Regions from separate parts of the Homo sapiens genome. Here region 1 is linked to region 2. Evidence: read pairs that join two places in POLR2A ChIA-PET (ENCODE). Cell type or tissue: OCI-LY7. All regions are shown on one strand. Each heading gives the region's core, and the rest is flanking DNA. Links, peaks and the distances in the headings are about the cores only. Region 1 overlaps FGD4 (FYVE, RhoGEF and PH domain containing 4). Region 2 overlaps FGD4 (FYVE, RhoGEF and PH domain containing 4).

Region 1 (4,396 bases), core at 130-4,129, 140 kb before region 2:
TAGGCATTACTCAATTGAAATGTCACTTTCCCTCTTAAAGAAGAAGGAACAAAAACTGAAAACTCAAGAACTTGGCAGAAAATTCCATTTAGCATTGTTATGTCATGTTCTGTGGTTATAAACCCTGCTGTTTTTAGAGTTCTGTGCTTTTTGGCAAAAATAATAAAGTGTACCAACTGCATCCTTTGTGTATTCCTGAATGTGAAGCTCCCCATTTAAGTGAAACAGAAAGGTGAAGCAATTAAGACATAGGCTTTGGGGTTATATAGCACTCACGTTCTAGTCCCTCTTCCATAGCTAGCTGTGTGAATTGGACTGTCTCTTAATTTCTACGTTTCTTCATCTGGACAACAGAGATAACAATCCTTATAATCGGTGCACTCCTATAGTCTCAGCTACTTGGGAGGCTGAGGCAGGAGAATCACTACAAGCCATGAGTTTGAGGATGAAGTATGCTGTGTTTGCACCTGTGAATAGCTACTGCACTCCAGCCTGAGCAACGCAGCAAAACTCCATCTTTTTTTTTTTTTTGAGACTGAGTCTTACCCTGTCGCCAGGCTGGAGTGCAGTGGTGCAATCTTGGCTCACTGCAACCTCCGCCATCTGGGCTGAAGTGATTCTCCTGCCTCAGCCTCCCTAGTAGCTGGGACTACAGGCACACACCACCATGCCCAGCTAATTTTTGTATTTTTAGTAGAGACGGGGTTTCACCTTGTTGGCTAGGATGGTCTCAATATCATGACCTCGTGATCCGCCCGCCTCGGCCTCCCAAAGTGCTGGGATTACAGGTGTGAGCCATCGTGCCCGGCCCAATGCTCCCTTTTATGGAACCTTAGTTCCAGGCCTCAGGTTCAGCTTTTTCCTATTGTGAAAACCCAAGGCCAAAACTTCCGTCCCCTGAAAGGCTCTTAGTCCCCTAGGCTTTCGGGTTCCTGGCAATGACTTTGCCTCTTGGGCAGCATGGTCTTACAAGTTAGTTACTTGTGTTTAAGTTTTGGGTTCTTTTTTTTTTTTGCTTGCCTTTGGGCACCTCCTTTATTTTGTTATGAGCTCAGCCATGCATTTGTTGTATCTGAGTATTTGAATATCTGTTGTAATTTATTCAGCATCTCGGTGCTTTGTGGTGAGGGACTTTTCACATTATTTACTTGGTAAACTTTCTATGTAAGTACAGTTTTTTTTTTTCTGGTACTCACCATGGCTGGAATGCTCACATTTTCAACATATACCCCAGTATCCTGAGAACTTCTAGAGTACTAATTTCATCTCTGGGGAAGAGGGATAGAAATTTTGGTGAAAGCAATACAAAAAAGTACTATTGATTGAATTCTGGCACTGAACCAGGACTATGTGTATGTTACCTCTAGTTCTTATAACAACCCTGAAAAAATAGGTGGTATTATTACAATTTTAGGGAAGGAAAAAAAGTTTCAGAAAGTCCTATTGCAGTACCCTGCACCTAGTAAATTTCAGAGGCAGGATTCAGACTTATGTCACTGGCTTCAGTGCTTGCATGCCTGTTAACACCTGTTCTTAAGGTTTTCCAGGGCTTTGAGTGGCCCAACGTAAAGCAATAACCATAGGTCATTTGCATTCATATGTTAGAGCTAATGTTATTTGTAACATTAAAAAATCTATATTATATTTTTAAATAAAAGTATCTTTAGTATTATTAGAATCATACAATGTTCTAAACAAGTAAAGATTTACACTAAAATGATGGATGGTGTGCATGTGCATGAATATCATTAATGCTTCTTAGAAGCTCCTTAAAGATGGGCTCTGAAATTGGAACCAGGAAAAGTTTCTTATAAGAATTTCCTTCCAAGAACAGCTTATTTATTTTTATTTTTTATTTTTATTTTTTGAGACGGAGTCTGGCTCTGTTGCCCAGGCTGGAGAGCAGTGGCGCAATCTCGGCTCACTTCAAGCTCCACCTCCCGGGTTCACGCCATTCTCCTGCCTCAGCCTCCAGAGTAGCTGGGACTACAATCGCCTGCCACCACACCCGGCTAATTTTTTGTATTTTTAGTAGAGACGGGGTTTCACCGTGTTAGCCAGGATGGTCTCGATCTCCTGACCTTGTGATCCACCCGCCTCAGCCTCCCGAAGTGCTGGGATTACAGGCGTGAGCCACCGTGCCTGGCTCCAAGAACAGTTTAAAGAGCAGTCAGTGGTTTTTTTTTTTTTTTTTTTAGAAGGAGTTTCACTCTTGTCCAGGCTGGAGTGCAATGGAGTGAACTCGGCTCACCACAACCTCCGCCTCCCGGGTTCAAGCAATTCTCTTGCCTCAGCCTCCCGAGTAGCTGGGATTACAGGCAAGCGTCAACATGCCTGGCTAATTTTGTATTTTTAGTAGAGATGGGGTTTCTCCAAGTTGGTCAGGCTGGTCTCGAACTCCCGACCTCAGGTGATCCACCCGCCTCGGCCTCCCAAAGTGCTGGGATTACAGGCGTGAGCCACTGCGCCCAGCCTAGTCAGTGGTCTTTTAATGAATAGCCATGTAAACTTGTGGACCTAAGAGCATTGAGAGACTCTTACTCCACAGTCACCTGCTTGCTTGCATTCCTTTTCTCTGCTGAAGGAAATCTAGGTTCATGGTTTTAACTGGTAACAGAGAAGAGGAACTGGAATTTGTTGAGGGAACGGGAACTTGATTGGGGGTCTGCCTGAGGTCACCTGCTGTTGGAGTCAGTCCTTTTACAGGGAGATAACATACATATAGTTCTGGTTCAGAACCAGAATTCAATCAATAGTACTTACTTGTATTGCTCTTACTCAAATCTCTTTTTTTTTTCAAATACGCATTTGCTGGAAAATTGATTGAAAAAGGATTAGAACATGATGCATTTATTTTTTATTTTATTTTATTTTTTGAGATGGAGTTTTGCTCTTGTTGCCCAGGCTGGAGTGTAATGGCGCGATCTTGACTCACTGCAACCTCCGCCTCCTGGGTTCAAGTGATTCTCCTGCCTTATCCTCCCGAGTAGCTGGGATTACTGGCATGTGCCACCACGCCTGGCTAATTTTGTATTTTTAGTAAAGACAGGTTATCTCCTTGTTGGTAGGCTGGTCTCGAACTCCCGACCTCAGGTGATCCGCCCGCCTCAGCCTCCCAAAGTGTTGGGATTACAGGCGTGAGCCACTGTGCCCAGCCTACATGATGCATTTAAATATATGGATGTGGGGCTGGGCGCAGTGGCTCATGTGTGTAATTCCAGCACTTTGGGAGGCAGAAGCAGGCGGATCACTTGAGGTCAGGAGTTTGAGACCAGCCTGGCCAACATGGTGAAACCCTGTCTCTACTAAAAATACAAAAATTAGCCAGGCGTGGTGGTGGGCGCCTGTAATCCCAGCTACTTGGAAGGCTGAGGCAGGAAAATCGCTTGAACCGAGGGAGCAGAGTTTGCAGTGAGCTGAGATTGTGTCACTGCACTCCAGCCTGGGTGACAGAGCTAGACTCCATCTCAAAAAAATTTAAAAAAAAAGAAAAAATTTATGCATGTGAAATGTGGTGAGAGATTCAGTAGGTTTGGACAGGAGCTTATGGATCTGCATTTTTAAAAAGTATATTAGATAATTCTGATGATCTGCTTGGCTTCCAAATGCCATTCTACCAGCTGTTTCAGAATTACTTGGGATTGCTAATTAAAAATCTCTAGCCACACCCTTGACATAGTGACTCAGAATCTGAGGGGTAGGGTTAGAGAAGCTGTTTTTTTTTGTTTGTTTGCTTTTTGTTTTTTTGAGACAGAGTCTTGCTCTGTCACCCAGGCTGGAGTGCAGTGGTGTGATCTCAGCTCACTGCAACCTCCGCCTCCCAGGTTCAAGCAATTCTCTGCCTCAGCCTCCCAAGTAGCTGGTATTATAGGCACCTGCCACCATGCCCAGCTAATTTTTGTATTTTTAGTAGAGATGGGGTTTCACCATCTTGGCCAGGCTGGTCTTGAACTCCTGACCTCGTGATCCACCCGCCTCCGCCTCCCAAAGTGCTGGGATTACAGGCATGAGCCACCACGCCCGGCCAAGAAGCTGTATTTTTTTTTTTTTTTTTTTTTGAGACAGAGTCTCACTCTTGTTCCCCAGGCTGGAGTGCAATGGCACGATCTCGGCTCACTGCAACCTCCCCCTCCCGGGTTCAAATGATTCTCCTGCCTCAGCCTTCCGAGTAGCTGGGATTACAGGCACCTACCACTATGCCCAGCTAATTTTTGTACTTTTAGTAGAGACGGGGTTTCACCATGTTGGCTGGGCTGGTCTTGAACTCCTGACCTCAGGTGATCCACCTGCCTTAGCCTCCCAAAGTGCTGGGATTACAGGCGTGAGCCACTACGCCTGGCCAAGAAGCTGTATTTTTAACAAGTGCCCAGACGATCCTGATGTACAACCAGGTTTA
Region 2 (4,396 bases), core at 298-4,297:
TGAGGTCCAGAAGATTCCTGAACATGGGTGCTCCTGTCCCATGGGGTTAGGGTAGGCCACCCTCCCTGCACATGGATGTATTCACCAACTTGGAAGCTCTCTGATCCTTGTCACTTAGAGGTTTCATCATGTAGACGTGATCAATTATTAACTCAGTCTCCAGGCACTCTCCCTCTCCAGAAGTTGGGAGGAATAGGTCTGAAAGTTCCATGCTTCTGATCATTACTTGGTCTTTCTGGCAGCCACCTCCATCCTGAGGCTACCTAGGGTTACGCCAAGAGTCATTTCATCAAAAGAGGCTTCTACCACCCAGGAAGTGTCAAGAGATTTAAGAACTCTCCGTTAGGAACAAAAGATGCTCCTATTATCCCCACCACTTAGGAAATTACAAGAGTTTTGTTTTTGAGACAGGGTCTCACTGTGTTGCCCAGGCTGGAGTGCAGTGGTGCAATCTCAGCTCACTGCAAGCTCCGCCTCCTGGGTTCATGCCATTCTCCTGCCTCAGCCTCCCAAGTAGCTGGGACTACAGATGCCCGCCACCACGCCCAGCTAATTTTTTTGTATTTTTAGTAGAGACGGGGTTTCACCATCTTAGCCAGGATGGTCTTGATCTCCTGACCTCATGATCCGCCCGCCTCGGCCTCCCAAAGTGCTGGGATTACAGGTGTGAGCCACCGCACCCAGCCGGAAATTACAAGAGATTTAAGTGCTGTCCTTTGTCAGAAACCAGAGATCAAGTATATATATTTTTATTATGTCACAAATGGATTCTAAAATCAGATAATCTTACTATTACTTATCTGTGAAGAGGACTTCATACTTTGCACAGAAGTATTTGCTGTGACTTAAACAAGAGTCACATGGTGCTATGAGCTTAAATAATTACTAGTAAAATTTGGCCAGAGCCAGCAGCCATGGCTTATGTCTGTAATCCCAGCACTTTGGGAGTCCGAGATGGGTGGATCTCCTGAGGTCAGGATTTCGAGACCAGCCTGGCCAACATGGTGAAACAAAAAATGTCTCTACAAAAAATGCAAAAATGAGCTGGGCGTGGTGGTGGGTACCTGTAATCCCAGCTACTTGGGAGCCTGAGGCAGGAGAATCACTTGAACCTGGGAGGGAGAGGTTGCAGTGAGCCGAGATGGTGCCACTGCACTCCAGCCTGGGTGACAAAGCAAGACTCTCTCAAAACAAAGAAAATTGTTTTTGGCTGGGTGCAGTGGCTCATGCCTGTAATCCCAGCACTCTGGGAGGCTGAGGCAGGTGGATCACTTTGAACTCAGTCGTTTGAGACCAGCCTGGTCAGTATGGTGAAATCCCGTCTCTACAAAAAAATACAAAAATGAGCCGGGCGTGGTGGCTCACACCTGTGGTTCCAGCTACTCAGGAGGCTGAGGCTAGAGGACTGCTTGAGCCAGGAAGTGGAGGTTGCAGTGAGTTGAGATCGCACCATTGCACTCCAGCCTGGTGACAGAAGGATACTCTGTCTCCAAAAAAAAAAAATTACTATTAAAATTAGTCTTCATGGTGTTTTGGTGAACTTTAGCTTACCAGCTGAAAATTATGGAATTCATTTCATATAGCTTCCACTATAAATACTATTTTGATCCAAGCCTGTTAATAACACTAAGCATGGTGACTCTCAACCATGACTGCACAGTGGGATTGCCTGGGAAGCTTTAACATACACTGATACCTGGGTCTCATATCCCAGAGATTGACTTAAGTGGTTTGGGGTGCAACCCAGGTATTGCAGTTTTCTTTCTTAAAGTTCCACAGGTGATTCTAATGTAGTCATGGTTGAGAGCTACTGACCTTGAGAAGCATGATTTTTTAGAGGTGGCTAACCCGTTCTGGTCTACTGGTTTACATGCAGTAGAGATAGTTGGGGAAGATAATTTTTGCTTAAAATAGGAAAGCAACTGACACAATCGCATGGTAGGCATGCAGGGTTTAGAACAGTAAGAAACTGAAGATTATACCATATAACACTGTGAATTTATTAAATACATTCCAGAGTGGGTTATCAGCCAAGATGTGCTAGATCAACTGTGTATGGTGCTGCTAATGAGTTCACAGAAACCTAGAGGTTTTTACTTGCCCAAGGTCACACCACTAGCTGGGGACACAACCAAAACTGGAAAATTATAGTGGTAATTCATAGTTTGTTGCCTTGATTATTTAGGTCAAGTTCTGTAAACTTTTTCTGTGAAGGGCCAGATTGTAAACATTTTAGGCTTTGCAGGCCATATGGTCCCTGTTGCAACTACTCAACTCTACTAACATAGTAAAAAGCATCATACACATTATGTAAATGAATGAATGTGTATTCTAGTAAAACTTTATTGACAGAAGCTGGATTTGGCCTGTGACCTGTAGGCTGCAGATCCCTGATTGAGGATTGTTTTAATCTTCCCATTGGAAAGTTGGCTCCTTAAGAGTAGGCTGAAGATGTTACTGGTCCCACGTGGTGCCTTACTTCCTGGTACTGTTACAGTGGCCTCTGTTGCAAGGTGTTAGATGAGTGCTTGTTGAATTCATATCTATGCAGCTCTTAACGTTTTTCTGTTGCTTCTAACCCTTCCAGTAGGGGAAACAGTTGGCACATATTCCAGCTTTGGAGAGGAAATGCTTGAAGTCTGTAGCAGGGTATAATTGCTGAATTCTTCAAGCGAATTAAAGATCTGAATTTGCTCTAGGGCATTCATAATTATTTTAATTTCCTGGAACAGATTCTAAGAATTCATTTTAAATCTGAAAGTTTTTCTTAAAATCTGTTTTATGATACACTGTCTTTATTTTTGTGAATATTGTTAGTTTCTCACAACAATATTTATTTCAGTTCATTTGGATCTAAGATCTTTGTTGTACTTATGTGTGGCCAGTAGACTCTTTAGCAAAATTAAACAAATGCTAATGGGTTCCCACAGCCACCCAAATATTAGAAGTACAGCTCCAGATTATGAGCCTGTTTCTCTTTTTCTTTTCTTCTTCTCATTATTTTAAAGAGATGGAGTCTCAGTATGTTGCTTAGGCTGGTCTCAAACTCCTGGGCTGAAGCCATTCTCCCGCCTCAGCCTTCCAAGTAGCTGGGATTACAGGCAGGAGCCACCACCCCAGACATGAACCCACTTCTAATGCAAAACACATATTGACCTGACAACAGGGCCCTCAGTTGTGGTGGAAAGAGCAGTGACCTTGGAATTAAAAGCCCTGTTGTGACTCGTGGCTTTGCCACTTTTAACCAACCCTACTTTTATTTACCTATAATGTGCAGGTATCTGTCTCACTCTTTAGGGATGCCAAAGGTGAAATGAGGTGTGCTGTCTATGTGACAGTGCCTTGTGAGCACTTTTCTGACTTCTCCCTGAGGAGGTTTGGGTCAGGCCTAGCAGAAACTGCAGCCATAGAGCATGGAGGGAAGTAGGACTTGACTAGCATAAAGTGAGTCTATGAGAGTGTGCCCACTGGTTTCCAAAGAGAATGTCGAAGAGTCTACAATGGTGAGGCCTCATCAGCCTCGATTTGAGAAGCAAATGTAGGTCAGAAATGGGGAGCAGAACAAGAGGAAAAGAAGAAGGTCAGGAGTGTGCAGAGCTGAAGAGGTGGTGAGAAGTGGTTCAAAGCTGGAAACAGGCAAGGTAATCTGGAATTCTGTCTTGATGTCTATTGAGTTATCCTAAATCAAGACTCATGTTCCTCTTACCTTATATTTCTTAAATTGATTTGTTTGATGCCCTGGGTATTTTGAAGCTCCTAGCTGCATAATCTTGCCTAATAAAGGCACAGAATTAGGGCAAATAGCTGCAGTGACTTGTGTACCTGCTCAGTGAAAGCCAAAGAATCAATAGCTAGAATCTGTGTCCACAAATTGCTTACAAACCACATGTAGATATGACATTCAACATCAGGCAAGGCTGGGCACGGTGGCTCAGATCTGTAATTCCAGCACTTTGGGAGGCCAAGGCAGGAGGATCACTAGAGTTCAGGAGTTTGAGACCAGCCTGGGCAAGATGATGAGACTCAGTCTCTACAAAAATGAAAAAAAAAATAGCTGAGTGTGGTGGCATACACCTGTAGTCCCACCTCCTTGGGAGGCTGAGGTGAGAGGATCACTTGAGCCCAGGAGTTTGAGGTTGCAGTGAGATATGGTCATGCCACTATATTCCAGCCTGTCTGCATGTAAAAACAAAAAATACACACACATACACACACACCCCAGCCTAACCACTTACCACCTCTTAATCATCTGTATAATGGACATAAAAATGCCTGCTATACTTTACATCATAGTATTCTTGAGTGGAGTAAATGAAATAATGCATATAAGGTGCTTTGCACAATGTGTGCTTGCCTCACAATAAACACTCAATATTATTAGATATGATTTCTACCA

The links. Peaks named below come from ENCODE experiments on the same cell type or tissue, not always from the same donor. Only the 100,000 strongest peaks of a DNase experiment are listed, where the experiment ranks them.
Region 1: POLR2A ChIA-PET joins it to region 2 with 5 read pairs; 7 of 35 experiments call an interaction of 5 or more read pairs at or near these places.

What each region holds. Positions count from the first base shown.
Region 1 is chr12:32,403,085-32,407,480 of GRCh38, forward strand. All of the region lies in intron 1 of FGD4 (FYVE, RhoGEF and PH domain containing 4), which reads left to right. Among named protein-coding and RNA genes, the nearest start is that of FGD4, 5.7 kb to the left of the region's middle. RefSeq lists an enhancer at 2,693-3,678. In OCI-LY7, for the core only: no CTCF peak of the experiment used is centred there; no DNase peak of the experiment used is centred there.
Region 2 is chr12:32,543,241-32,547,636 of GRCh38, forward strand. All of the region lies in intron 1 of FGD4 (FYVE, RhoGEF and PH domain containing 4), which reads left to right. Among named protein-coding and RNA genes, the nearest start is that of DNM1L, 130 kb to the right of the region's middle. In OCI-LY7, for the core only: no CTCF peak of the experiment used is centred there; DNase peaks (open chromatin) are centred at 1,841 and 2,471; H3K4me3 peaks cover 1,190 bases; H3K27ac peaks cover 2,997 bases.